2 separate regions of the Mus musculus genome follow, and region 1 is linked to region 2. The links are chromatin loops, found by intact Hi-C in ENCODE. Cell type or tissue: heart. All regions are shown on one strand. Links, peaks and the distances in the headings refer to the core of each region. The heading gives the core; the rest is flanking DNA. Region 1 overlaps Adra1a (adrenergic receptor, alpha 1a). Region 2 overlaps Adra1a (adrenergic receptor, alpha 1a).

Region 1 (15,503 bases), core at 2,677-10,676, 73 kb before region 2:
CAGAGTGGTCCCCACCCAACAGTGACTCTTTGTCTGTAAATTCTGTTAGAAGCGATTTACATTTACAAACAGGAGAGATGATAATTGGCCAACAGAGTGACATAGCATTTGCTCTCTGTCTGGGAACACTGGTTCACAGGGTCATTCAATATGTTGGCTAACATCAGAATGGAAAGGGATAGAATTATCACTCAACATTTTATAACAAATTCAGAGTGGGTGTTAGTAGGGAGCCTGTGCTGTGTAATGCTTTAGACATATATCCCTGAGGAAGTATTCCCTAAGAATTGAATGTGGAAAAAAAGACTTGCTCTTCTTTAGAATTTTTTATTGGTAAGTGTACATGGTAGTGGGCTTCATAAAGAATCCTTTCAAGTACAATATGCACGTTGACCATATTTAACCCCATAGCCTTCCCTTCTCGCTTTCCCCTTTTCTCCCTGCCCTGACATTCTCTTCTTCCCTGCCCCTAGCCTCCCTCTGCTTTTGTGTCCTACATATGTAAGTGGGCTTATGTATCTCCATAGAATCTAGGATGTATAACTGAGAGAACACATGTGATATTTGTTCTCCTGAATGTGGCTTACTTTGTTTAATGTGATGATCTCAAGTTAAACTCACTCCCTGGCAAATAACATAATGCTTTTCTTCGTGGCTTAATAGCACTTCATTATATATGTATGTGTCTATGTATAGCTATGGTGTTTCCTTTCTCCATTGTTGATGGACACCTTGGCTGACTCCCAACTTGGCTGTTAGTGCTCCAGTGAGCAAGGATGCTCAAGTATCTCTGTGATACGATGACTAAACATCCTTCCGATTCAGAAGCAGTACAGCAGAGCCAAATGGTAGTTCTGCCTTCTGCTTTTTGAAGAATCTCCATGTTGTTTTTCCACCATGGCTTGACTAACTTGCACTGCCATCAGCAGTATATAAAGCTTCCCCCTTCCCCACATCTGGACCAGTATTTGTTGTTACAATTTTCTTCCTGGCAGCTGTTCTGACCAGGGATGGAATCTCAGTGTAGCTTTGAGTTTCCATAATCACTAAGGATTGTTGAACATTTTTTCATATGTTTGTTTTTTTAAAACAATATTTATTTTATAAGTATAGGTGTTTTGTCCTCATGTACGTCTGTGTATCTCATGTGTGAATTACCTACAGAAGCTAAAGGAGGACTTTGAATCCCTTGGAACTGTGTAGGTGCTGGAAACCAAAGGCGAGTCCTTTGGAAGACCAGACAGTGTTCTCACCTGCGGAACCATCTCTCCAGCACCCACTGCAACAAGCATCTTGGTTATTTGTATTTCATCTTTTGAGGTCTGTTCCTTAGCTCATGTATTGAGTAGCTTCTTTGTTTTTCTTGGCATTCAGCCTTTTAAGTTCTTTGAACATCCGATGTTAACGTTGTGTTGGTGGTATTGTTAATAAAGATTTTCTCCCATTCTGTAGTTTGTCTCTTCACTTAATAATTTTTCCCCTGCTGGAAAGTCTTTAATTTCATGCAATCCCAATTGTTGGGCACAGGCAGTTCTTCTCTACATCTGCCTGTGGAAATGTTTCCTCATAGTCTGAGAGGTTTAGGTCTTAGATACATTTGGAATCTCTGCTGTGCAGGATAACAGACAGGAATCTAGCATGTTCTTCTACCAGTAAACATGTTTCTCACAACTCCTAGTTGGAGAGATCGTCTTTCACTAAATGTATGTTTTGGCAGCTTTGTAAAGAGCCGGGTGGCTGTCCTTGGGTGGGTTTCGTGCTGGATCCTCTGTTTTGCTGATTCAGGTGTCGCTTTTGCCCCAGCACCATGCTGCTTCTGTAAACATGGTTCTGAAAAGTGTAACTGCGATAAGCTAGGCCTGGCTTTGTTTCTTCTCAAGATGGAGTGTTTCTCAAGGGTGTGTGTGTATGTGTGTGGTGTTTTAGAATACACGAGTGTTGCATATACAATATGTAACTATAGTTTTGGATATTATTGCAAGGGGAATATTTTGAAGTTATCATATAGGAAAGGTGCTGGGTTTGGCATGCTGAATTTATATCCTGATATTTTACTGACAGGGTTTATCATACCTAAGAATTTTCTGGTGGGATCTTTAGGTCTCTTATATATGCGATTGTATCATCTGCCTACTTGTATTTGGCTTCTTTCTTTCCTATTTGTGGTCCTTTTATTTCTTTCTCTTATGTTATTTCTCTACTAAGACTTCAGATACTCTGCAGAATGAGAATAGAGCAGACTGACACCCTGCTCTTGCTTCTAACTTACTAGTTTTCCGCACTTACTATTCTGTTGGCTGTAGGTCTGGCATATAAAGCCTTTGTCATATTGAGGTAAACCCCTTCCATTCATTGCTTTTTTTTTCCCATTTCATTTCTAGTTCTCTGAGGTTTTTATCATGAAGGGATTTTAGACTTCCTCAAGGACCTTTCTGCATCCGTTGAGATGATCGTGTGATTCCTGCCCTTGCATGTCTTACTCTGATGCATCACGAGTATTGATTTGTACATTTTGAACTATCTCTGTATCACTGGACCAAGCTCACTTGGTCATGGTGAATGGTCATTTAGAGGGAGTGGGGCTTCTGAGGTTCTGATATTGTGGTCAGAAAATAAACTCGATTGGAGACTTCTCCTCAGTCTGGACTGCACACATCTTTTTCTGACCGCTGGACCCTCAATCTGCCCAGCACACATTTAACACCTCCAGATCTGAATTCTATTATTTCCTTCTCTTGCTGCCTTCCTCTAAGCCCGATGACCTGGTCATATTGTCTGTGCCTTGAATGCAGCCATCATGCACAGTGCCTGTCCATTCTCCTGTATACTTTCCTTGCCTCAGCTGCCCACTTCATTATCACCAGCCATATTAACAGCACAGCACAACTGAATAATGAGGGAATTGTGTATTTAGAGAAAGACGTTTAAAATATTTTATTAGGGAACACTCATCAATATTGAACAAAGCTTAAATACATGGTGTCAATATGTATAAGGGCCATATAAATTTTCATCATCATGACAGACACATTATGAAACAAATAAGATAGATTTATTTTCAACAGTGGGCATGATCCATAAAGCCTATATTTTAATAATTTATTCATTTGCTTAGTAGTATGTACATTTACTTTCTTGAAAAACAAGAAGAACATAAACCAACACGATTGTCTACCATGTCACATCATAAACAAATGGACCTGTAAAAGTGCTGCATAGAAAATTCATAAACACTTACATAGCACATGCCAAGGGCATGGAGTCCATTTAAATGGAATCAGATGCTTCAAAGCCATTGCAGATGTCTGAGTGTGGCCTATATGCATTAATACACAATGGTGCACACAATTCAAGTACAACAATGCACACACATGGATACTTTATTTTCACATGGGAGAGAATTCTCCCTTATAGAGCATAGAGCACATACCAGACTCTTAGCGTGATTTACACTAACTGAAGGAAACATGATTATCAACTCCACCGACCAAAGACCAAACCTGAAACTGGTGGGCATAGCTCTCGATCGCTGGGCAGTAAGGAACTGCTGTACCTCCTGGGAATGTTACATATCAAAGGTTATGGGAGCATAATGGCAGCTAAAACCAGCCAGGCAGCCCACATCTACATCTCTGGCAGCATGGAAGTCGTGTGTTTGTATATTCAGCAGCTCTGAGGAAGAGACAGGCAGAAAAGCTGCATCAGGCCAGCAAATGTCAGGGTTCGTGCTGGAATAGCAGCAGCTTTCTTTTATTTACTGAGACACACTTTCCCCCAGACCTAGTAAGTTAAGTTGGTAAGCGCCGGCAGGCTGTAAAAGTGTAGTCCAAGTCCTTCGATTTATCTGCTCTCCCCTCTGCTTCCTGGGCTGTTTAATTTGCAATAATCACCAAACACCATTGGCTGCACACTTGTCCTGGCAGAAACAGCTACTGCCCCTTCCTCTCTGGCATGGAAGGCAACCAGGGGGGCATTGTAGTGATGCATGCAGTTCACTGCTGTATTGTTTTGCAAGATAAAACTCCTTCCCCCCCTAAATATATTGTACAATGTTTCCTTGCTATAACAGTTTTTCTACTCTTAATTGCACAGAATTGCCTTTCCTACAATTTTCTTACTAAGCCTTCTCAAGCCCTTGGCTATTCTTTCGGATTAAACACCTCATGTTTGAGAGAATGGACAATGAGAAATAAATTAGATTTTTTTTTTCCTGTACAGGCATCTCACTATAATATTGTAGAAAGCTTTGACAACAAATGCAGGCTACAAGATAACCAATGCTTTCCGATTTTCAGCCAGGGCAAACCTGGTGGTTCTACTGGAAAAGAGCCCCTACATTCTCTGTGTACTGGTTTTTCCAGGAGTTTTCCATGAGAGAGAGAGGGAGGGAGGGAGGGAGGGAGGGAGGGAGGGAGAGAGAGAGATAGATAGATAGATAGATAGAGAGAGATATTTGCCTGCAGGTCTCGGGGAGTGAGGTTTGCTGAGTCAAGGGTCTGCCATAGTTATTTGCCTGGCATACTAAAGGAGCTGCAACCCCCATCCATATTTAAGATGGATTTGCCACAGGTCCTTTGCATGGGTGAGCTTCTTCCTTTCTGGGAGCAACTTTCTTCATTGCCCACTGTCTTTTTCTCTCAGGATCCAGGAAGGTTAATATTTTTGAGAAGCCTAACTTTGTGGTTAGTGGGCACTTCCCTCCAAACTCCCACACAGGATCCTTCATAACTATTCGTCTCACAGATTAATTGATCTGCTCCTCCCCTCCACGGACCATGCATGTTCTGAAGGTGAAGACTCTCTCTGTCATTGTGGTTCTCCATCCCTCGGGTCCCAGACAGCCCATACCACACCCTAGATCCATGATGGCGCCCACAGCTGGATGCAGTGGGAGCTTCCTCAGGAAGAAGGTGGGGATTTGTTTTGTGTGCTGGCTTCCCTCTACTTCTATGGATAGGCTAGGGTTTGAGGGACACTAAAGGGACTTCAGTGTTCAGTCGTTTTTTGTGTGTGGTGTTGGGGATTAACTAGACCATATTCATACCAGGCCACTGAGCAGCACATTACACCTTGGGTGTTTAACTTGTAAGAATCCACTGGGGGAAGTTATCTAAGCTTGCTTTATAGATATTGAACTGCTTGTGTCCCAGCGTTGAAGGCCGTGACGTGACTGTGAGATTTGTGTCCCTGTGAGATGATGTTTAGGCAAGGGACATGCCCACATGTCGGGCAGGATTCAGCATCTCCTGGAGTGACCCCAGAAGGACAGAGGGCAATTTGGGGAGATTGGATATCAGTCACAGATAGGTATCTGGCTTCCTGTAATAGACATATATTTCAATAAAATGCAGGGTAGGTGGACCTTTAGAGATCCCTATTCTGATTTTTTTAAAATGAGCTTTCTTTGTTTTACATTTTACTTATTTATTTTACATGTGTGGCGAAGCACATGTGTGGAGGTCAGAGAACAACTGAAGGAATTGGCTCTCGCCACCATGTGGATCCCAGGGACTAAACTCCGACCTTCAGGCTTGGTGGCAAGTGTTTAGCCGTCTTGCTGGCCCCCATATTCTGCTTTGAGACCACCAGGTATCAATGCAATAAAATGCTCTCTTTTCACAGGGTAGCATTTTTTACTCCAAACTTCAAACATCCATTTTTTAGAGAGTCAGAACTTGGCAAAGAGGGTTCCCAGAATTGAGACATCTGTACCCCGTCAGTGGGACAGCCCCGTGATGTCCTCCTGACCTCTGAGGGGCCATGCCCCAGCTTCCTCTCTCCCAGCACTCAGAGAAACAGCCACTTGGGTCAAGGTTCTCCCCTTGGCTCTTTCCATAACCTCACAGCTGCTCCCTAAAACCGAGACCTGAAATAGCCACGGGCTGTGTTTATCTGAAGCACAGTTGGACCAAAAAGCTCAGCTCACAAGCCGACTTTTCCCTTCTGCTTAGAGCAGATTTGAGGTTTGGAGTCATGAGAGACTGCTGGCATCGAGACGGTGGCCAACCTCTGCCAGACACAGCCTCCCAAATATGCCAGCCATGCTCAGTGATGCTTGTGGTGTGAACCTTCCCATGAAGTCACTTGTCCAGAGGTGCCCAGAGGTCCTTGGAATGGCCCATGGCACTATCCAAGGAGAACATGTGTCCTACAGCTCCTGTTGCTGCTGAATTCCATGCCAACTCCAGCTGCCCCTGCTAGTAATTGGGAATGGCTGTTCGCCTTGTAACCATTTACTTCTGACAGTTGCCAGGCATTGCTTAGCCCTGACTCCTTAGACAAATTTAAACTGAAGCTCTGTGTCGAATCCTGTCCCTTGTCCTGCAATCAGGATGCCTTTTTTTTTTTTCTTGTGGCATCAGCCCTATAAACACATGTGCACCAAGTATGTAGTGCCTTTCACAGGACAGCTGTGATAATGTACCCTGTTGGTAGCCGAGAAAAGCGCAACCACCACCCTGCCTAGACAGTCCCACCCTGGTGGAAATCTTCAAAGTAGCTCAGGGAGTTTGACTTAAAAAAAAAAATTAAAGTGGAGTTTCCAGGTAAAAGCATCTCTAATCCAAAGAAAATAGCACGGTGGGGGAAGGGTACAGATAACAGAGCTGGCGTCTGAGTTTCGGAGTGCAGCGCCCCGGCAGGGCACAGCCTGTTTCTGATTTCCTTTCTAATCATACAAAAGACATCTGTGGATGCTGCCGATCTTGCAGGTGAGCCGGAGGAGGGATTCAGGGTAACGGAAAAACTTACTCTATCAGTTGTTGACTGTGGAGTGTTTAGGCCTTAATAACACTCAATCCGTGGAGGGAAGAACTGGGATGGGAAAATGACACAAACGGGGCGTGCCCTGGTGGGTCGAAGAGGCCCACTGTGAGTGGGTTGGTTTTTATCATCTCATGAGGCATCTTCCTGAATTCCCATCACACCTGCCACACCCTCCCCTGCCCCATTTCACAGGTGAAGACAGGTCAAGGAGCTTGCTTTGAGTCACCATGAGACAGGAGGAGGCACACTACAGCCCAGGACTGATGACCTTGCCTATAGCTCTTTTGGCTTTCCTCCAGAGCTAGGGGTCTGGGTGGAGCTGAGTAGGTCAAGGTTCAGCATGCTGAGTCTGGTTCAGGTTCACACAAGAGAATTTCAGAGCAATGAGTGGGTCAAGTCTCAGGCTTCTATCTCTCAAACTCCTTGCAGACCTTCCCCTCTCTCCAGATGCCCACATCTTCATGCCAGCTCTCTGTGAGACTCTTTCATTTACAGTGTGACTATAAAGTCTCAACCGTTAGTATGCTATCATTTCAAAGAGTGTTAAAGGGCTTAGCTTGGAGCATGTGTTCTAAAAATATAGCTATGCATGTGTATGTGTGTAGGCAAGAGAATTTCCTCAGGAAGTGTCTCTCAGGAGCAGGCTACCTTGTCTTTTAGGTATAGTCTCTCACCTTTACCTGGAACTCAGTGCTTTGACTAGGCTGGCCAGCCAGCGAGCTCCAGAGATCCACCTGTCTGCCCCTCAGTGCTGGGAGCTGTGATCCCTTCCTTTCCTTGATTTCTTCCTTCCTTCCTGTCAGTTTTCTCTTCCTTTTTTCTTTCATGGTTTCTAGGGAATTCTTGATGCTTGCAAGGCAAAGACTTCACAAGTTGGCTTAACCCTCACAGACCTACAAAATCGACTTTTCACGACTTAAGCCTTCCTTCTGCACCATCCATCTGAGTCACAGGAAGGCGTGAGATGATCTTGGTGTCTGCAAGCTTGGGTTAGGTCACCATAGTTATAACTGAAAGGATGCTGTTTGTAACTTGTCAGGTCCAGAGAATACAGATTCTCTTCCTTCACCTCTGATGAGGAAAGCATGCATTTTGATGTGGGCTTTCGAAGCTGAGACAGGATGGCTCTAGCAGACCTCCTGCTCTCACTTGAAGTTAGGGATGAGGGTTGGGTGCGGTACTCAATCTAGGAAGGCAAGAGTCAGGCTGGCTGCCAGGAATGGAGGTGAGAGCAAGCAAGGTCTCTATCTTTTAATTAACTTGTTCCCCAGTAAGGGGTTCACTCTAAAAAAAAACCCCACAAAACAAAAACAAGTTTGTAGGAAACTGGCAATAAATTGCTACTAAGTATCTAAGGTACTTGCAGGTCACCCTTCTTAATAGCTGTGATGGTTTGTATATTCTTGGACCAGGGAGTGGCACCATTTGGAGGTGTGACCTTGTTGGAATAGGTGTGACCTGGTTGGAGTAGGTGTGTCACTGTGGGCGTGGACTTAAGACTCTCACCCTAGTTGTCTGGAAGTCAATCTTCCACTAGCAGCCTTCAGATGAAGATGTAGAACTCTTAGCTCCTCCTGCACCATGCCTGCCAAGATGCTGCCATATTCCCACCTTGATAATGGACTGAACCTCAAAACCTGTAAGCCAGCCCCAATGAAATGTTTTCCTTATAAGAGTTGCCTTGGTCATAGTGTTTGTTCACAGAATTAAAACACTAAGTCAATAGCGTTCCTATTTTATCAGCTGGATCTTTAAAAAAAGTTTATTTATTTATATATTTACTTATTTACTTATTTATTTAATGTATGTGAATACACTGTTGCTATCTTCAGACACACCAGAAAAGGGAATCTGATCTCATTACAACCATGTGGTTGCTGGGAATCGAACTAAGAACCTCTGGAAGAACAGTTGGTGCTCTTAACTGCTGAGCCATCTCTCCAGCCCTTATCAGCTGGATTTTGAGCACCTCTTCTATAGTAGAAAGTTTCTGCACGTGGGCTTACTGTTTGTTAATGTGCCCGTGCCTCTGCTTTTTACAACCACTGTCACTTGTGGTATGACACAGGGACTAGGAAGGGGAGACATTGCATGTTGAGAAGTCATTATCCCATACTCAGATTTTGATCAGAGAGGATGAAACAACAACAACAACAAACCAGATATCTTTAGTGGATCCATCAAGACAGAGACCCACCCTTTCAGACCTGTCTTGGGATGGCTTCTGCCTCTGAACACTTCTGTAGGTTTTGATCCCACAATACATTTTCTTTTCCTCATTTCTAGATTGGACTAATGCTAAAGATGTGACACTCTAGACAAGGCACTGCAATGTGATGGAGATAGTGAGACCAGAGACATCTCCTGCCCAAGAGGTTCTGGGGTAGGGATCACGGCAGGAAACCAAAGCCTTGATTTTGGACTTCTAGCATCCAGGACTGCGATGAAGCCAGTGAATGTTGCTGAAGCTGGGCAAGCCCGCAGAACTGTGTAAAAATGCACCCGATAAATGAACACAGGGATATAAAGGCCGAAGCTCCTGGCAAAAACTGGAACACCCATGTTGGGGAAGATTCTTCAGAGCGGAAGTTTTCCATCAAGTTCAATGGCAGGGACCATGAAAAGGGCAATCCCAAGTTCCAGGGGGCGCACAGGACGATGTGTGTTTCGAGGAACAAGAAACAGAACGTTGGAGACAACAGCAGCCCCGTGGATCATTAGCCTGGGATTTGTCACCCGATGGATTAGTCATTGTTCAAGGTAAAGGGGGAACTGAGTTTAATTTATGAGTTCATCAAGGCCTTGAAAGAGTTTAAGGAACTCTTAGGAGGGAAAGTTTATATGAAAAAAAACAAAAACAAAAGACAAAAATAAGAGACACAAGACCATGATGGAGAAGCAAAGCTGACTTAGAGAGCACATGAAAGATGTCCAGACCATGAGAGGTTGAGTTCTTCAGAAACCATTCCAAGTGGTTTGCATCAGGGATGAAAAATTGTGTCCCATTGGATAAACCTGTCTTTTGAGCTATCGATGACTCTATATTTTTAAAGGACTGTCCATGGCCTCCTGCCAGAGCCAAAACAGAGACCATACAGTTTATCATGCCTAAAATGTTTCTCATTCATGGAAATAGCAGGCCAACTCCTGGTATACATAAAACAGGTATTTAGTTATTTACTTTTGGCTTCTTTAGGAACAACCCCCCAACCCCCATTTGTAACAATGCCTCTTGGAAAAACACATTCTTGACTTCTGAGCAGACGAACACAGAACCCTGCCAGCTCATACACTGGGGACTGTCATTACCCTCTTTGGTTTCATACCAGGGTGGTGCAGTGAAGAGGGGCCATCTGGGGCTGCTGGTCAGAGTGTACCCAATGGCCCACAGGTTTCCTTTGGGAACCTCAGGGTGACAGTCACAGCTGGTTTTGACCTTACATGTCACACTATTGAGCAAATCAACTCTTGCCCTGACTCTCCCCTGGCTTTGTAGCAGCTTATCTATGGCGACAGAACAAAATGACATGTGCCTGTCTGTTAGCCAAGAAAACAAGTTCTTCCCAGTGGTTGGCCAGGATGGGAGGGGAGAAGGTCCAGACAGATCTGGAGTTAAACTGAAGCAGTTCACTATGAAAGTCAGTGAGTCAAAATACACAGCGGACACTGGGGGACATGGAAGCATCTCCGAGACAGATTAAATATGAGGGTGTTCAAAGAAGTCCTTGACTCATAACTTCTATTTCTTCACATACCAAAAGTAGATTCAAAAAAGAAAAAACAAACAAACAAAAAAAAAACCCAAAACTCCTTCCTTTTCTTCTCCTACACAGGAATGAGCCAAGAAAGATTTGATAAGCATGTGGTGAGGCACAGTAAATTAAATTCACATTGGAATTTCTGTCTTAATTCCCTATGATGTTCACATACACTTATTTTATTCAGCCTGTTTCATAGACCAGGATGATCATCATATTCTTTTCTCTAAATGCAATGCTAAGTTACACTAAGATTTTTTTTTTATCACTTAAGTCTGTATTTTCATGGCTTAACAAACCATCACCTCCAGCTTATAGTGAGATGGCTCTGAGTGTGCTACAGGGACAGTGTGGCAAGAACTCCCAAGCCATATGAAAGAAAAGGCCATTATCTCCCCCTCTGAAATGAATAAACCTCCAGTTTCAGGGCAGTTGCTTGCTTACCAGTCACGGGAAATCGTGACTAAACTCCCTGCTTTGAGCCACAGCTTTGGTCAATTTTCCCCTTTCATGGTCCCTGCCACTCCTACGGCCTTTGTAAGTTTGGCAGTGGTGTTTTGAACCATGACATTCTCCTACAGAGAGCAAGTAAGCCTATTTCTCAGCTCACTCGTATGCCATAGGGTCTGGGAAACATGAAGGGGACCCTGCCAATGCCACCTTTGCCCAGGGGCCAACATTATATGCTGAAATCCTAGCTTGCTTCCCAGCCCAGACCCCCAACAGTCAAGTTCACTCCTTCATCCTGCAGGGACCTTGGAGGGCCAGAGGCCACTGTTGCCATGGCTTTTGGAAGATGTGGCCTCAGCCAGCTCCTCAGCATCAGTTTGGAGGCCCAAAGCTGGTGAAGTGTTCCAACTGGGTCTGTCTGTCGCACAGGTGGTTTCATGGATAAAAGCCCTGGTAGTGTAAAAAAGAGACCATAGTGATAGTGAGTATATCTGATGCCTGTGTATCTGCTACCCCTCTCTTCTCTTGTCTCTCTGGTTTTCGCTTGCCTTTCATCTGCTTGCTTAAACATCCACCTGTTCACTTTTCCCTTCGCTGAGGAGCCAGTCTCTTCCCTAATTAAGTCAGCAGGCATTCATTGAAGAGGCAGCATCATATTTTGGCAAGAGGATGGGGACAGAGCTCTCCCGAGAAGCAATTAGGAATGTTTGTTAGTGGTGATTAGGGAACAGTGATTAACGCAGGAACAATTACCTGCTCAAGAAAATAGTTCCTAAAAAAGTTTCGCTCCCAGGCTTTCGCCCCAAAACCTGCTGGTCTAGGAGGTCTTCTTGATGATTCATATAGAAAAGGAAGCAAGCTAAAATGTACAGCTGCGTATCAATGGCCTGTCTCTGGCTACCTGGAGGCCAGCATTCGGAGCCTTCCTCTCTGAGTGGCATCCATGAAAATTAACATGCCCAGTACATGGCCTGCAATCCCTGGTGGGATGCCGCCAGCCTCTTCTGTTCTTGCTAAGTTGTAAAATAAAAGCTGGAATGTGTAGGTTTTTGTTTGTATAGGTTTTTGAAGAGGCATTCTTCCTAAGTGTTCATATAAACCATGTCTGGCAATCCTGGAGGAGCACCAGAAGCCTTGCTGCTCTGCAAATGCAGGGTGTCAAATGCAGAGGGATTCCACGCAGAAGCAGTCGTAGATGAGCCTATGGAAAGGAAAGTTCTTTTTTCACAGTGGATAGCCTGGATCTATCTATTTATTTATTTTTTTGAGACAGAGTCTCGAGTAGTCTAGGCTGGCTCAAACTTACTAAGTATTCAAGGACGACCTTGAATTCTTGATCCCCCTGTTTGCACTTCCTGAAAGCTGAGTTTACAGTCGTGAGCCACCACTCAGAAATTAGGTGCTGCGGGGCAAGTGTATACCAGGCAAGCACTCCACCAACTGAACGGCAGGTCTGATGCCCTGGAGAAAGTTTTCAAGCAAAGAGATTCAAGGTCCCTCTTCGTACACACAGTCTGAATGTAAGATGAGACTCAAAATTTGCTACCATAATGTCGGATTGATTTTGTGACATAGGGACAATCCTAAAGCGATCGTTTTCTAGAACACAGAGAAGAGGACATTCTAACTGAGGTTACTCTGGGTAAATTCCTCAAACTCCAAATAGAAACAGTAAACACGTGAATATAAATATGACAATCATTTGTTTGGCTGCAGCCACTTCGGTTTTTGGCACACTCAACGGTACAGGCATTTCTGGTGGATGATTAAACACAAGTTCACTTTTAAGTTGTTTATCCCGTGCTTGACACTATGTTTTGGCGACATTATCAATTTCTTATAAAGTTGGTGTGTTTCTATCTAGTGTCCTGCTGTGGGAGTGGAAAAAGCTGTTAGGTATTTGGCTGTTGGAGGGAGGAGTGCCAGCAGAGTGTGCAGGCAATGGTTTATGGGGGAACTTTACAAGGTATGATTGTCAAGGTTTTATCTGACAACTCATTTTCTAGTTGGTTTTTTTTTTCCTTTTCCTCATTAGCAACGGTGCCAACGGTGGCTTTTTTAGTATTCCCGAGCTTTCTCACTTTTAACATTTACATTTTATTATCAAGGGATTTAATGATGATCAGTAACATGGAATGGTACCCCGCTGAAGAAGAGCTAAGATCCCTATTCCCGTCAAGATGCCCTTTTATGAGGGAATGACACGACCAAGAATGGGTTTTAGAATTCAGATTTAGAAGTATGATATTGTGAACAGCGAAGCCTATAGAGAAAATGAACCAGGTTTGTGTCCTGGAGGTCTCTCCAGATGTCAACACACCCACATCTGTTAGAGCTGTTAAGAGCTATGCAAAGAGCCCAAGAGCCTAGAATCCCAGCCAACTTTTAGTGACAGAAGCCAAGTTCAGAACGCAAGGCTGAGTAACGACCTAGCTGGCCAATGAGAAGACAGGGTCCAGGAAAAGGTAGAGAAAGCAGGTCATAGTCAAAGTTCCAAGACAACCAACCACAGCCGCCACAGCCAATGCACACAGCTCCTCCATTGCAAAGTGGGTAGAGATTTACCCTTAGGCCGATAGAAGAGAGTTCCATCTGATGTAACGGAGGAAAGGAAAGTTGGGAAGGGAAGGCCAGGAGCCTCACTGAGAAGATTTCATGGTAGCTTCAACCAGCTCGGAAGCTCTTAGGAGAAATTAGGTGAGCAGGGGAAGACGTTATAAAAAGCATTGGTAGTTGTGATTCTTGTTAGGGTTGGTGCCACAGACAAACACCTTATCTTACAATTTTTACAGTGGAATGGCAGGTATAGTTTAGTTTTTACATGTGATTAGCCTAGGCACCACTTGCAATAATCTGGATTACTAAGAATGCAAGGATTTGGCATATATAAAGCAAAAGCAAAAAAAAAAAAAAAGAAAGAAAGAAAGAAAAAAAAGAAAAAGAAAGGAAGGAAGGAAGGAAGGAAGGAAGAAAGAAAGAAAGAAAGAAAGAAAGAAAGAAAAGAGCACATCTTCCCAGGTTTTGCAAAAAGTAGGAATCAATTTTGGCAGTTGTTTGGCAATGAATTAAAGTGTTTGAGGGTAGGCATCAATATGTTTGGAAGCTCAGGCGGGGGTGCACCTGGACCCTAAGACTCATTCTTCATGCCACAAATGAACTCCATTCACGACACAGAGTGGAAGGAAATGGAAGCCAGCATTCTGCCATGCCTGGATTTCCATTATGGAGTTCTAGGCAAGGTGAGTAGCTCGTCACATCAAAGAGGATGCGGAATAAGCAGGGCATTAGCAGGGCGTTAGTATCCATCCCATCCCAGCCTCTTGCTCCTTAAGGGAGATAAAAGAGGGAGCCTTCCTTCACCAGTTCTGGGAAGTGCTGTCCCAGGCACACCTTATTCTCTTGATAAAAGCATGCTGTCCTTGGTTAGTCCTGGCCACACTCCTCAGATCCAAGAGTGGAAAATGCACTCCAGTTTCAAATGGGGCTAAGGAACCAGTCAGAGAGCAACCATTGGGAAGCCCCCCTGACCAGTTTCACCCAAAGCTGAGAATATGGTGTGGTCCAACTTGCTCTAAAAGCATGTTGGTCATTACCTTGCACTCCTTTCTGTCTAGGTCCCCTCTCCATAAATGTCAAATGTAGTCGCTAGTAGGTTCAGCCTGAAAATAAAGTCCCCTCCCTTCCATCAAGAAATAGCTCCAAACTTAGAGTGTGTGCTCAAAATATTCACAATGAAATCATCATCCTGTATTTATAGTCTTCTGGATTGTGTATGAGATTTTCTTTCCCATGGTATTTCTTGTTGAAAGGGTCAGCAGTGGAAGGCAGGATCAGAGAAAGACTGAGGGAAACTGGCCGCCCGTCCTTTAGAAGCAGTTAGTTAGCCCTACATCCCGCCTCTTCCCCTGTGCCCTACCCGCTCACCCGATAAACAGGTACCCTCCTTCTCCCCTTCCCCAGATGGTCCCCTTGTTGAATGGACCTGGCCTTCCGAGTGGGAAAATCAACAGTACCTAGTGTCATCCCTTTTCCTGTGACCTTTCCCATCCTCTAGACTTCCTCCCCGTTTTCACCGAGGGAGATGGTGTGGATCTTAATGGTTGGAACTTGGTGATTTTCTTCAGGGCGTGGGGTCGACGACCCCACACAGCAGCAGACCTGCAAAAAGCTTTTACTTCTCACCCGGGCTGTGGTACAGGCGGATTGGTCCTTCGGCATGGTAATCCTGGCCGATCCCTGGGGCATGGAAGAGAAAAACTTCCATTCACGGACTCCATCTGTCTTGGAGATCTTATAGAAAGTCTCTCCTGAGCCCACCGGGATACGCACCATGCCTCTGTGCTGCCCCTCTACAGCCTGGCTGGGTGGGTGCAGAGTGTAGCCCAGGGCATGCTTGGAAGACTGCCTTCTGCGAAGACACTGGATTCGCAGCACATTCTGAAAGGCTTTCTTGAACTCCTGGCTGGAGCATGGGTATATGATAGGGTTGATGCAACTATTTAGGTACCCAAGCCAAAATACTATTTTGAA
Region 2 (15,503 bases), core at 2,959-10,958:
AGCCTTATTTATAATAGCCAGAAGCTGGAAAGAACCCAGATGCCCCTCAACAGAGGAATGGATACAGAAAATGTGGTACATTTACACAATGGAGTACTACTCAGCTATTAAAAACAATGAATTTATGAAATTCCTAGGCAAATGGATGGACCTGGAGGGCATCATCCTGAGTGAGGTAACCCAATCACAAAAGAACTCACGTGATATGTACTCACTGATAAATGGATATTAGCCCAGAAACGTAGAATACCCAAGATATAAGATACAATTTGCAAAACACATGAAACTCAAGAAGAACGAAGACCAAAGTGTGGACACTTTGCCCCTTCTTAGAATTGGGAACAAAACACCCATGGAAGGAGTTACAGAGACAAAGTTTGGAGCTGTGACGAAAGGATGGACCATCTAGAGACTGCCATACCCGGGGATCCATCCCATAATCAGCCTCCAAACACTGACACCATTGCATACAATAGCAAGATTTTGCTGAAAGGACCCTGATATAGCTGTCTCTTGTGAAGCTATGCCGAGGCCTAGCAAAGATAGAAATGGATGCTCACAGTCAGCTATTGGATGGATCACAGGGCCCCCAATGGTGGAGCTAGAGAAAGTACCCAAGGAGCTAAAGGGATCTGAAACCCTATAGGTGGAACAACAATGTGAACTAACCAGTACCCTCCAGAGCTCATGTCTCTAGCTGCATATGTATCAGAAGATGGCTTAGTCGGCCATCACTGGAAAGAGAGGCCCATTGGTCTTGCAAACTTTATATGCCTCAGTACAGGGGAACACCAGGCCCAAGAAGTGGGAGTGGGTGGGTAGGGGAGTGGGGGTGGGGAGGATATGGGGGACTTTTGGGATAGCATTGGAAATGTAAATGAAGAAAATACCTAATTAAAAAAAGGTTAAAAAAAATAAGAATGGGAATAGTACCTGAGTAGCAATGTCCAAGATTGTTCCTGGGCCTCCATACACACGTGTGTACATGCACACACTTGCACAGGCACACACACACACACACACCACATACACTCACACAGATACTCATGCACACACAAGCACATACACAAACATACACACATATGCATGCATACAGACAGATGCACACACAGCTATACATACATACATACATACATACATACATACATACATACATACATACATACACACACTCACAGATGATATACCCTGGAGTCAGTTGATATTCATTTAATGCAGAAAAGGAAGCATTAATACAAAAGAAACCCAAAGACATTTGGTTGGAGGGACAGCACAGTGAACATTCCGATGGTTGTGGATGCAGCAAGTGTCAAATGCAGACCTGGGTATCCAGAGATATGATGGTTTACTGAAGGCATTGACTAAGAACTGAGCCATACCTTACGCAGTCATTTCTTCTACCAGTACCCAGATGATTTTTCTAGATAACCCTACAAGAACCATCTAAATTCACAGAGCCCTACCCTTGAATGTTGCGGAAACTCCTTTGGGGCCTACCAGAGCAGGTCTGCATTGCCACAGCAGGGTCTAAGAGTGGATCGAGGTTGGTGTGTGGAGTCTCTCTTACTTTTTGTTGTTTATCTAATGATGTACACAAGATTGAATGGCTTCTTGAAAGCACAAGATGTTCCGTGTAAGTGCCTTGGTTCACCTTTATACGTGGACGGTCTCGTAGTTTCTCATGGCTAAAGAAATATGCTCAAGAGATGAATCTGGGGTGCAGATGGTGGGGAAGAGGGAAGTTCAGGAGCCTCATATTGTGGCGTTATAACCTAATCACATTTTCTTGGCAGCCACACAGACAGCCCCTGCAGATCTGTCAAACTCACATGGACCTTATGAAGATTACGATAACAGCATGCCCAATGGAGCTAATGAAGAAGATCTAAAACAACTGGTAAAAATAGATGGAGTTATGAAATGCTTGTTATGGATAATGACTCTGCCACAAATCAGCCTGTAGGGGCAGTTTCATTTCACACACTGATGAGGAGAGAGGAGATGCCAGCAATGCCAAGACAGGAACACAGTGGTGATGTTGTGCCCAGGGCTTAAGCAGATAGGCTGGCGCTGAGCCCTTCTGAGCCTGCCTGGGATCCAGCCCCTGATGGCACCTCTTCATTGAGGATGACTAGTTTATGAAAGGTCTAGCTGGGGCTCAGGTTATCCCTGCATAGGTAAGGGCACTTACTGCGAGGATAAACATGAGGACCTGAACTTGAACTCATGTAAAAACCCAGCTGTGATCCTGTACATTGTAACTCCAGCTGTGGGACTTGAGGGGGTGTCAGGGGCTGAGCACTGGGGCTTGTTGGCTTCCAGCCCAGCTCTAGCTTTAGTGAGAGACCTTGTCTTAAGGGGATAAGACGGATTGCAATAGAGCAGGACACTTGACATCCTCCTCTGGCCTCTGCATGTACACATTACACGAACTAACACGCGTGCGCGTGTGCACAGACACACACACACACACACACACACACACACACACACACACACACACACACACACATGTTTTAAAGGTCATGGAAATTCCAGGTGACACTTAGTGTCTTAGACATCGGAGGAGGTCAAACCTAAATAGTCCAAGTGGGTTTTCTTAAATTTAACAACAGTCATCCTGAGAGGAGAGACATCAGTCCCTTTTCTGCCCTCTGCTCCCCTCAGATGAGAAGAACATAGTGTCACACTCACAGGGGACTGAGGATTCTTTAGGTGCTGCAGGCTGATTTTTGCTATCCTTTCTCCATCTTCAGTTTCTGCCCTCCAATGCTCCTACCCCTTTCTGGGGCTGTCAGTGGTAGCAGCCCCCATACTCTCTGCCTTGGATAGCCCCATACTCCAGGCTGGATCACCTTTGTCTCTGATTTGCAGGCTGATGAGGGGAGGATGACCTGCTGGTCTCTCATCTGCTTAGAGGAAGAAGGCATGGAGAGCCCAGGTCCTTTCCTTCCTTTGAGACCACCAGCTTCTCTTTCTCCTGCCAAATTCCTCCTTCATCCATCCACACAGGAGCAGTGAGAGGTGATGCAGCTGTGAACCAAGTGGCCTGGCTTGCCCTTGGATTTGCAGGTGGAATGCTTACCAGGCCAAGAAAAAGCAGGGTATCCATGGATAAAGAAACACGTTCCAGCTTTCTAAGAAAGGGAGCTGGCGACATCCTCTACAACTCAAAGCATGCGTGCCCCTTCATTGGGCACTTTCCAAGTAGAAAGAAGTCTATCTACCAGTGGTAAAAACACCTTTGCCAATGAGACTCTGTTAGTGGAGTCAAGAGCAAGGTACATGGTGGTCACAGAGGAAGCAAAACCTTTGATACACTACAGATAGCTTTCACTGAAAACACCGAGAGGAAAAATACAGGTTAAGTCAGGCTGTATGTGGGACAAGAGACTGGGAGACGTGAAAGGCAGGCAACTGGAGAGATGATTCAGTTGGTAGAATACTTGTTTTTGCAAGTTCAAGGACCTAAGTTTGATCCCCAGAAGGAATGTGAGAAAAGCCAGGTGTGGTAGCATGAGCTTGTGAACCCTGCACTGGGGAGGCAGAGAAACACATATCTCGGGGCTCCGTGGCAGGGCAGGCTAGCCTACTTGGCCAGTTCCAGACCAGTGACACTGTTGCCTTTAAAGAGACTGAGACGGATAACATTCAAAGAAAGACAATGAAGGGTGACTTCTAGCCTCCATACGCATGTGGGTACACACACACACACACACACACACACACACACGAAATATGCATGGATGTATACATGTACAAACAAAATGATGTCAAACAGACTGTATAGTTTAGGGAAGGAGGCTGAGTTGAAGATTCACATTTAATCCGCTTTTTGGACCTTTCCCAGCTGTGGGAGCAAGGCAAGCAGAATGGGGTAGAAGAAAGAGCTGGGCTAAAACAAAGCCAGAACAAAGGCCTTAGCCTATCGCTGGATGGTGGGCATTCATGCTGGCTAGTTTTATGGTAACTCAACCCAAGCCATAGCTATCGGAAAGGGGGGAAGCTTGATTGAAAACATCCACCTGTAGGGCATTTTCTTAATTAGTGATTGGTGGGAGAGAGCCCAGCCCATTGTGGGAGTTACTATCCCTACCTTAGTGGTCCTGGGTTTTATAAGAATGATTGAGCAAGATACTGTAAGCAAGGGAAATAAGTAGTACCCCTCTATGGCTTCTGCATCAGCTACTGTCTCCCTCCAGGTTCCTGTCCTGCTTGAATTTCTGCCCTCACTGCTTTTGATAATGAACTATATATGGAACTGTGAATGAAATAAATCCTGTACTCTCCAAGTTGCTTTTGGTCATGGTGTTTCATCACAGCAATAGAAATTGTAGCAAAGACAGCATCCCTGAGGATATAGGTATCTAATAAGGCCATAGTTTAGCCATTGGGATTTCTGCTCTGAGGAAGGAGGTATCTACCATCTGTAGAGGACAGCCACCAGGGCAGACATTCAGCTACCTGCTGCCAACCATCCACACATTCTGGAGTGAATGTGGGTAAGCAGATGGCTCCTTGTAGCACTCAGGGCATGAGTATAGGTTGTGTGTGCCTGTGAAGTGATGGGTATGTGTGCACAATTGTGCTAGGAAAAGTAATCTTTGGTTCTTGAATTATATAACGCATCAGTACCAATAACTCTAAGGCTGGCAGAACTCCTTTTCAATGGGAGACAAATAGGCCCCTGACTCCTGCTGTTCAGGTGCTGTCTCAGGACCAATGGTTTCCTCTGACCTTGTCACAGAGGCAGCAGGTGTGCAGCCTCTCATCTGAGTGCCTACCAGTTCCTGAGAACTCTCTGCTTTCTATTTTTGAATGAGATGAAAATAGAACCAAGGGATAAATTTTTATCTCCCTTTGACTTGTCTGGAGTACCTTGAATATGGTTTCATAGTTGGCACCAGGAATAAAATACAAAATAAAGACTCCAGGCAGACACCCCACTGTCTGCCTTAGGCAGAGAGTGACTCAGAGTGCTGAGAAATGAAGGTACTTGCTCTGCCTCTGCCCTAAACAAGCATCCCAGTGTGACTCAGGCTCTCCTCTTGAGACTAATTAAGATGCTATAAAAATGGAAGGGCCTCATCACTAGACACTTTCTTCCCCAACTGTATCCTCAAAGCAAGTAGAAACGATGCATGCAGCCTGTTAGTTCCTCCCAACATCGCCACTGCTCAGTGTGAGATTCTGCTTTTAATACTAAGTGCTGGAGGGAGGATGAAGGCTCTCACACAACCTCAAAGTAGCCTGATGCTTTTGATATGGAAAGAACAGCTCAGAAGATTGCAGTATTCCAAGTGGTTATTTTCATTTATACTATTTTATTTCTATTTTTACTTACATAGAAATATTTAAATATTTCCTCTCTTCTATTCTATAGTATCATTATGGTGCTTGTGATGGTATCACCTGGATAGAGTTTAGAATCATCCAGGAGGTAAGCTTCAGGGAGTTATCTATGAGAGATTATTTTTGATTGCCTTAGTAGGTGGAAAGACCTGCCCACTGTGGGTGGCACCATTCCCTAAGTAGAGGATCCTGGAGAGCATAATATAGAGAAAGCAAGCTGAACACTAACAAACATTCATTGTTCTCCAGTCTCCTGGCTGCGGATAGAACATGACCAGCAAGCTTCAAGCTCCTGGTTCCTTGACTTCTTCACCTGGACTGTATTTTGAACCATGAGTCAGAATAAGTCCTTTCTCCCTTAAGTCACTACTGTCAGGGTATTTTATTACAGCAACAGAGAAAGAAATGAAGAGGGAGCTATTGTAGAAATAACAGCCAATGCAAACAGCCAAGAGAACACCCAGCTATGAGAACTGGAAAAAAGAGACACCAGAAGGTTAGGATAGTGTTTATATACTTGGATAATGAACAAGGTTTAGCTGGAAGTACTTAGCAGTATGGTAAGAAAGCAGGGACATATCTGGCTAAGCAATAAATGCCTAAAAACCTGTGGCTTTATTTAATAATGACCTGACCAGCATTTGACACAACAGAGCTCAAAATTCCATGCACTTCAGTAGTAAAAGCATGAAATACCCAGGGATGCAAAGAGGTGCAGAAGAGTAACAAGGAAAGCTGCACAAATGGTCTGGCTCCTAGGAAAGGGTGACTTTCTTCAAAGGGACACGCCTATACTGTGAACATATAAGTTTTATCCACTTGAGTATATTAGTGAGCAGAACTTCAAACCATAGTTTATTAACATTGGCCAAAGCATTCTTAGTTTCACCTGGAGGAATCAATATGAATGAAAAGACAAAATGAGGCAGAGCAGGGGATGGATGTTGGCTGGTTAGATTTCAAAAGGTATCTTAAAGTTGCATACAGGCAGAGACGAGAGGGTTCAGTGGGTAAAAGCACTGGATCTGAAGCCTGACAGCAAGCATTTGATCCCAGAGCACTCAGATAGGTGAGAGGAGACAATGAGATCCACAACCTGTCCTCTGACCTCCACATATGTACCATGGCATGCGCACCCACATGTACATTACACACACACACACACACACACACACACACACACACACACACACACACTCAAATGAGAATGAAGTTGTGTCCATTTATAAACACTGGTGATAAAATACAGATGGAACTTTCTTCCGATTACCAGCCAACATTTCTGGACACAGAAATCAGCTCTCGCTCCTCAGGCAACTGTGAGTTCTCATGGATATTATTTTGCACAGGGGCTTTCTCTACCCCAGTCCAGCAGTCTAGGAGAGCCCATGTCCCAGCACTCCCCACATAGTTTCAGATAAAGCAGTGCAGGCCTACCATTTTGGACGTGCATCTATTGACAGCACTGAGAGAGTCTGGAGCTCAGCGCACATCTTGTGACTGGGTCTCCATGACAACAAACATCTGGCAGAGGAGTGACCATCCAGCTGGAACACTGGAGGCCTCCCACTTCCTGTGGGCTTTTGTGCTATCTAGGTGAAAGGTGTAGACCCCCGTTTTAACATTTAATGTGTCTGCCAGACTTCCAAGGCCTCACATGATGGTGATGGGTGCATCCTTTGTGTGGAGAGCCAGCATTTTCAAATCTGTCAGGTGTTCATTGTAAATGTAAGAGAAATCATTGTAAAAATGAAGTGAAGAAGGGAAACGAGAAGAGCAGCTGCTGCTTTTACTGTGTTCAGCAGCAGACAGAAAGTTGTCTCCCATTGCTATCAATGCTTCCAAACCCTTTGCTTTCTTAGGCAGGCCTCGCTGACTGTTGTGCAGCTCATCACAGAAAGCCTGGCTTCCTTTGGAAAGGATGAACCTTCATCCCCCACGGTCTATGCAACACTGTCTTACACTTCCACAATGACTCACTGTCTATGGTATGCAAATCACTTCCCCAATAATTTAACTCTGAGCTCCATGAGGAACTAGAAATCCCATTTTGTGGGTCCTTACAGAGACCCTCCATAGTGTAGCCTGAGTGGATAGTGTCAAAGCCAGAATGTGTTTGGTTGTGTTTTCTTTGGTGATCCTGTGTCCTTCATACTCCTTGACAGAATCAAGTATGTTACAGTGGACAAGGGACTTGGGACTCTAATCTACAGCTCAGTAAGCAGAGCTGGCTATGCTGGACACATGGCTCCAACACTCCTTTCTTGGAGCCAATGCTGAGGCTCCTACACTGTATCACTATGTAAGAGGAAGTGGCAAATGACCTGTCAGTCAGAGAGCCTGTGTGTTTCAAAAACAAAGAATGTACCGCATTGTTGCTAAGTCACTAAAGGCTTGTTAAATGATAAGAACACAGAGGTGGCTGGATATAGTGGTGCATACCTACAGTTCTAGAGATTGGAAGGCTGAGACAGGAGGATTAAGAGTTGGAAGGCAGCCTGGACTATAGTAAGAGTTTGAGGGCAGTTAAAACAGAATGAGAGAGAGAAAGAGAGAGAGACAGACACAGACACAGACACAGACACAGACACAGACACAGACACACACAGACACAGACACAGACACAGACACACACACAGAGAGAGAGAGAGAGAGAAAGAGAGAGAGAGAGAGAGAGAGAGAGAGAGGGAGAGAGAGAGAGAGAGAGAGAGAGAGCTGTAATTTTCAGGTTTAGGATATGGATGTACACATGTGAAAACCAGCCAGTAGCTCTCTTATGCTGAGTTGCAAATCACAAACAGGTCTCAGAACTTTCAAGCAAAATTGCAATGGTTGTTCAAAAGGAGTGCACCTCCTGTGTCCTGTACCAGGAGCCAGCAGTAGTGTTTGGGTGGGCAGTGAATAAAGGTTATTGTTAAAGTCACATTAGGCTGTGCACAGTTAAATGAGGTTCCAAAGGGCAGGGAAGAGTACAGAGGCTCATAGCAGATGGGGCAAGCCACACATTTGGGAAAGGCTCTAACACTAGACTCTGGAGGTCCAGGTTAGAATCCAAGCCCAGCCATTTTCTAACTTCGTCTAAGAAGTATTATTAGTACAAAATGAGAAAAGGGATTTGACCAACACAGAGGCATGGTGACACAGTTGACCATGTGAGTTGTAATAAAACTAATGCTCACCGACTTCATCTTTCTCTGCTTACATGATTTTAGCCCCATTTAGAGAGATTGCCAAGTCGTTTTTGACCCTGTGATTTTTTTGTCCCATGTAGGATGAAAACAGCTTCAGGAGCATAGATTTCATGTTAAAAAATTCACCCACATTGAGATAAAAGGAGAAGCAAGAAGATTACCATGAACGGCTCTAATATGCATTGGAGGAGACTGTTTGATGCTTCCTGGAGATGGGGTACCAGCCAGCAACACCAGCTTGGATGGAGGAGACTACGTTGCAGGGGCTATTCAGATGCCCACACTGGTGAGCTACCTTGTTTGCAGAGGCTTCTGTGGCTGGATGTTTGATTCAGAATGGTCACAACTTCAATAGCTCCTCCCACACTGTGCATGAGTCTCTCTCTCTCTCTCTCTGTGTGTGTGTGTGTGTGTGTGTGTGTGTGTGTGTGCCAGTCTCTGTCTCTCTGTTTTGTTTTTTGTGTATGTGCATGTAGAGGCCTTAGGTGTTATTCCTTGATACTCTCAGTTTCTGGGGTCGGGGGACAGTTCTTTCACTGGCCTGGAACTTGCCAAGTAGTCTATGCTGTTTGGCTAGGAAGCTCCAAGGATAATTCTGTCTCTGCCTCCTCGGTGGTGGGATTTTTTAAACATAGCTAAGTGAAGCCTTCAGAGCTGTAAGGCGGACATTTTGCCAAGTGAGCTACCTCCCTTTAAAGGAGACCCACTAACGTGACCTTTAGTGACTTTGATATCTGCCTTTCTACATTACTTTACTCTTCACAGAAGTACCCCACAAGACCTGGAAATAGAATCCAGCAACTTGTTGTAAGCGGGACACACAATCAGAACAATTCAGATTTTTTCCCCTTCGCTTAAGTTGTTCCAGTTGGCTGTCTACACCCAATCACAAGACTCTTTTTCTCCAGGCTGTGTAAAGCTAAGCCAAGTAATTGAGTACAAATCAGGACAAGCAGTTAATCATACAGATGTTTCACCCCATATTTTTTTCCCTCTTAGGCATCAAAAAGCTGTTAGGATACATTCCTAATTTTATATTTAAGCACCTTGGAAAGCCAAATTGTTTTTCTAGTGTGTATTCACATAGTCAACAACACATGGCTCAAATCCAGAACTTGTCTGAATCTACAGCCTAAGACACCAACATGGGTCTACTTAAAGATCAAGTCACTACTGTTGGAGTCTAGGTGACAGGCTGAAAAGCCAAGCTGCTCATATTAAATAAACCACAGCTGGCCGGGTACTCTCTGATGAAATACAAAGAGACTTTGATTCTCTTTCATTTGATTCGGTAAATATTTACTCAGCACTTACTTCTGATGCCTAGTGGGTCTTGAGAATTCAAATATGTGTAAGACAGATCCAGGTTAGGCCCGTAGAATATCCTCTGGGCTTAAGTGCTTACCCATCCCAGTGGTTCTGTTGATGGGGCACCAAGGCCTGAAGACAAGGAATGATCTTCGCTAAGGGTATAGAGCAGGGGAGAATTCAGGCAGTTTAAATGTTTGAGCTCATGACTGCCATGGATTATATAACTATAAAATAAACAAACAAACAAAAATAATGGCAGATAAAATACTACCCAAGGTGCTCCTCTATAGCCCTGGGGCTCAGGGAACCACCCACCCCTCCTCTGGACATATATTTCCACTCTGCACAGGGTCACTTCCTCTCTGACCTAAGTAGCCTATGTGTCCCCAACTATGTTGTCCTCAAAGTATTATGATTCTAACTGTGTTCTTAGCTCTATTCTGGGGAAGTTAGATACCGAACTCAAACTAATAAAGACCAGGTTTTTCACACTTAGGATCTGCCATTGAAGGACGGATCAAGCTCAATTGCATATGGACATGGGGATGTAAAGTATGTAATACAGGGCTGGGGATCTGGCTCAGTCAATAAAGTGCTTGACATGTAAGTACATTTGAGCCTTAGCATCTATGCTTTTAAAAAGCCAGATGTGTGGGAAAGCGCTCATAACCTAAGCGCTGAGCCAAACAGATCCCAAGGACTCAATGGCTAGCCTGCTTACCCTGCTTGGAGAGCTTCAGGCCAGAGAAAGACCCTGTCTCAAAATACAAGGTGAAGAGCAGCAGAGGACCAAGTCCCAAGACTGGCTTCTAGAGGCATACACAGCCACATCCATACCTCCCCTGATGCACACAAAGCCAACATATGGGTCTGGGAGATGGCTCCGTTGACAGAATGCTAACCACACAAGCAATAAGCCCTAAGTGGAGATAACCAGTACCCTCATAGAAAAGCTGGATAGGGTAGCATGGGCTTGTAATCTATGTGCTAAAAGGCAAAGACAAGAGGATCTCTGGGACTTGCTGGCCACCAAGTCTAGCTGAATCACGGAGCTCCAGGTCCAGTGAGGGTCCCTATCTCAAGACATAAGGTAGAGTGCAATTAAGATACACAACATTAACATCTTGTCTACACACACACACACACACACACACACACACACACACACACACACAGAGAGAGAGAGAGAGAGAGAGAGAGAGAGAGCTGAATGTTCCATAAAGCAGTAGGTTGTAAGTCTACAGTGACCTCTGATGATCTTGGTCACAGGCCAACTGTGAGGGCAGAGTCTTTTAGAATCTAGCGTTCACTAAGATTTCAATGTGTTTCTTTTTTTTTTCTTTCTTTCTTTTCTTTTGTTTTTTTTCAGGACAGGGTTTCACTGTGTAGCCCTGGCTGTCCTGAAACTCACTCTGTAGACCAGGCTGGCCTCAAACTCAGAATCCACCTGCCTCTGCCTCCCAAGTACTGGGATTAAAGGCGTGCACCATCACTGCCCGGCTCAACGTGTTTCTTAAAGATATTCTGAGATCTTAGTCCAGTCTGGGATAGCTTCCTAGAAGAGGTGCACTGGGGCTCATTTTAAAGGATGGAGCTGATTTAGTGAAAAGGGGCATACTTTTTTTTTTTCTCAGTCATTCCCGGAGACTAGAAATCAGAAACAGGGAGGGCCTGAGGATAGAGAGAAGGGTATGGGATTGGGGAGAAAGCACACGAACTGGCCTCATGACTTCCTGGAACTGGAGGGCCAGGCTTGCTAAGTTGGCCAAGGTCAAAAGAGAGAACAGGCCCCCTGGCACGACACCATGCCTTGTGTTCTCCATATGAGACACCTTTGCGTGATGCTGCCCACAGACCTTGGCCCTCACTTGCATCTGTGAGCCTGGGTGAATCACAGGAGGGCAATATGTAGTTTCTCAAGTTTGTGTTTGGCTCATGCTGTCAAATCTCCATCCTGACCCTTATGAAACACTCTTACCCAAGACCACTCGGAAAGAGTCAACATTAGTAAACTAAGAGCTCCTGCCTATAATTCCCTTCCAAGGGACAAAGTTGGAATGTAGAGATGTGCACAGTGGGATGCAGGCATTGGGCTGACATTAAGAGGATGGTGATTCTGGGTAGCACTGAGAAGCACTGCTACCCACACGGTTGTAGGGTGTGGGGACTGGGATGGTATTGCGCACAGGATTTTTCTTTCTGGTGTTTGTCCCAGAAGATCCATTTGATATTGACACCTGACCTTCAACACACATCCAGTTCTTGCCAATGGCTTCTACACAAACATTGTGATTCAAATCAGCTGGAATAAAGGCAGTTACCTATGAAAACCCCAGACGGGTTTGGAAAGTATAAGTGCTATTTACGATGAGCACAATGATGGTTTATAGCAATGCACTTTTTGGGATATTTTTCTTTTTATTCTGATGCTTGGCATTTCTCTCTCTCTCTCTCTCTCTCTCTCTCTCTCTCTCTCTCTCTCTCTCTCCCTCTCTCTCTCTCTCTCTCTCTCATATGTTGCACTGTGGAATTTGGCAAGAGAAAAATCTTAAATCAGATTAGAAATATCACCTTCCCAGTTACATAGCTGAAACAGGAGGTCTTGATTTACTCAAACTATATTTGTTTGAAGACAAATTTAACTCCAAATGGAGAAACTGCTCGAAGGTCAAGCTTTTCCTTGGTTACTTTGGAAGAGTTGCTAAAGCACTTTTGTCCCCATGGAGGCTGGGTTGACACCGGGAGGTGTTATTTGTGTTATTTCCCACGCCTATTTTCCACCTCTTAGTAACAAGGGAGAATTATGGCTGAGGAGAGCAAATGAATCCTTATGTGGGCATGGGCACAGCTGAGGACCAGCCATTCACCTCAGCAGAAGTAGAATGGCCTCTCTAGCATGCTGGTCTTGAGGGCACAGAGGACATTAAGGACACGAGATTTGGCACCAGGGAGATCCAGACTCCAGTTCTTGCTCCACCACACGCCTGTCGCATGACCCTGGGTGAGTTACTTCACACTCTGCCACACTGTCTATCTTGAAATGAGAATCAAAATGCCTATTGCTCTAAATGTCTTCATGGAATACATTAGTGACCGTAAATAAAGCATCTTGTATCAGACTGGATCTAATTAAGGTTTAAGAGCAAACCAATCAAAAGGAAGAATCCAGGAGAAGACAGGGGACCAAAGGTGATGAGATGCACTGAGATGTTTTTTCTATTCCGGTCCACCCGTGGCTCTTTTCACCTGAGGTCCCAGACTCTATCCTCTCCTCCTGCCCTTTCTCGCCCATCCAAATGCGAAGGTCACCATTTCTGTGGCTACTGTGATGGCCAATACTGATTGTGTCATCTTGACACTATGTAGGAGATGAATATCTGTGTTCATCTGTGAGGGAGTTTTCTAGAGTTTGATAACCTAGGCCGGAAGACCCACACTAAATGTGTGTGTGTGTGTGTGTGTGTGTGTGTGTGTGTTGATACTATTCCAAGGGATGGGGCCCTTGACTGAACGAAAAGGAGAAAGCAAATATAAACATTCACCTCCTTCTGCTTCCTGCCAGCAGTTACAATGTCACCAGCTCCTCCTGTTCCTGCCACCTTGGCTTCCCCATTATGATGGAAGCAGCTTCAAACTGTGAGCCCCAGAAAATCCCTTTCTCCCTTAAGTTGCTGCCTTAGTTGGTTTCTATTGCTGTGAGAAAAATACCATGACCCAAAAGTACCTTGGGGAAGAGAAAGGGTTTGTTTCATCTTGTAACTCGTAAGTCACAGTCCATTATTGAGGAGTCAGGGCAGGAACGTGGAGGCAGGGATGGAAGCAGAAGCCATGAAGCCATTTTCTAATAGCTTGGTCCTCATTGCTTGCTCTACCTGCTTTCTTCTACAATCGAGGACCCTTCCGGGGGTGTCACTGCCCACAGGGAGCTAGGCCTGCCTGCATCGATCATTAATCAAGACAATGCCCAATTGCTTATAGGCCAATCTTAGGGAGACATTTTTTCCCAATTGAGAACGCTTTTCAGGTCCTGAATGCTACACAGCCTGAGAACTGGGGCCTTCCTGCCAGTGAGAACCTTTTCCCATTCTAAATGGAGATACAAATGGCCTCCACTTACTGATACCATGTTTCTGTGGTTTCCTTTCCTTCTAGCTCTGTTGCTGCGTTGACTATTGTCTCTTCTTTTCTTGTCGGAGTTTTCTGCTATCCCAAATGCTCCAATTGTCTCCAACCTCAGGGAACTTACATTTGTTCTTCTGTTTTTTTCTTTCCAATTTCCTCCATGTCCTAAAGTTCATCTCTCAGCCCTCCTTGAGAAATACCCAGTGTCTTATACTCGTGGTTTACTCATTTGTATCCAGAACAAGGAAATAGGTTGCACTCTGTCTCTGTCTCTGTCTCTGTCTCTGTCTCTCTCTCTCTCTCTCTCTCTCTCTCTCTGCCTCTCTCTCTCTCTCTCTCACACACACACACACACACACACACACACAAACATAAAGCACCAATACTGACTTTTGATAATCTAAACCAGTCTTAGTCAAGACAACCCTTTCAGGAGATGGACTATTTTCTCTCTGTGCTGTCCAATATGTGAGCCACCAGCTCCATGTAGAGATACAGCCCTGAAACACAGTGACTCTGACATTTAACTTCATCTAATTCAAATTTAATTTGCACAACTCTTGGGAAGTTACTTAACCAGATACCCTGTTCCCAGGGGCCATCTTATAGGGGAAGCACAATTGCAAAGAATTTCATTTCTACACCACAATACCAGGCAGAATATCATCAAACCTCAAGGCCTCTGGAGCCACCTGCTTGTCCATCGTCTTTACCACCCTGCCCTCCACACCTGAATGCTTATGAATTGCACTCTGATTCTCCCAAATGTGTGTGGACTCTGACTCCCTCTCACCTGCCTTGAAATGTTTATACATATCCCCTACCTGCTGCATCTCCCAGTCATATACCTGTCATTAAAATCTAACAATCCAGCCTGGACCTCTCATCTCCATACCTGTGTCTGAACGCACGCTCACCCTGTTTCACTGTTACTTAGCCATCCCCCCAAACTCCCAGGGACTCCTTACTTCTTAGTTCAAGACTCAAATCTTTATCTGGTTTTCAAAAAGGCATTAAAGATAATGTCCCACGAAATATGATCATTGCTTATTCCATGACTATGCAACACTTCTCCTACATACACATGTACACACACACACACACACACACACACACACACACACACACACACACACCAGTGATTATCTCACCAGGCCATGACCATGCATTTCTTGCTCCCGACTTGGCATTTCAGACAACTTTTCCAATCCTACCTTTTAAGACCCCTTTGAGAACTCCTTGCTTTCTCAGAGTAGCCTGTGACTACCTAAGCTCTTCCTCCCTGTTACATCTTAACTCTAAACCTCTAGCCCCATTCCTAACAGACATGACTTCGTCCTGATGACTGTTGCTTGGTTTGCAGAACGACGTCTCTCAAAGTGGGCAGTGGATCTTGTTCCAAGAGCCTCACGAGACTCAGCTCAGGACCGAGGGCACAGTAAATACTCAGCGCTTCATAAATGGCTTTGTGATTAATCAGCGAGTTCAGGGTTAGCACTGGACAGGAAAACTCAGTGGACATTAGAC

The links. Hi-C counts contacts between places; a loop is a spot of excess contacts. Peaks named below come from ENCODE experiments on the same cell type or tissue, not always from the same donor. Only the 100,000 strongest peaks of a DNase experiment are listed, where the experiment ranks them.
Region 1: a loop joins it to region 2, with 6 times the contacts of the local background. A loop is called at or near these places in 5 of 42 quality-filtered maps.

Annotation. Positions count from the first base shown.
Region 1 is chr14:66,727,484-66,742,986 of GRCm38, reverse strand. It overlaps Adra1a (adrenergic receptor, alpha 1a), which reads right to left. Exons shown (of 4, transcript NM_001271760.1): 3 at 14,987-15,503; 4 at 9,525-11,423. The coding sequence ends at 15,024. Among named protein-coding and RNA genes, the nearest start is that of Adra1a, 100 kb to the right of the region's middle. In heart, for the core only: no CTCF peak of the experiment used is centred there; DNase peaks (open chromatin) are centred at 5,986 and 10,266.
Region 2 is chr14:66,654,928-66,670,430 of GRCm38, reverse strand. The region is part of intron 2 of Adra1a (adrenergic receptor, alpha 1a); the gene reads right to left. Among named protein-coding and RNA genes, the nearest start is that of Adra1a, 27 kb to the right of the region's middle. In heart, for the core only: no CTCF peak of the experiment used is centred there; a DNase peak (open chromatin) is centred at 6,850.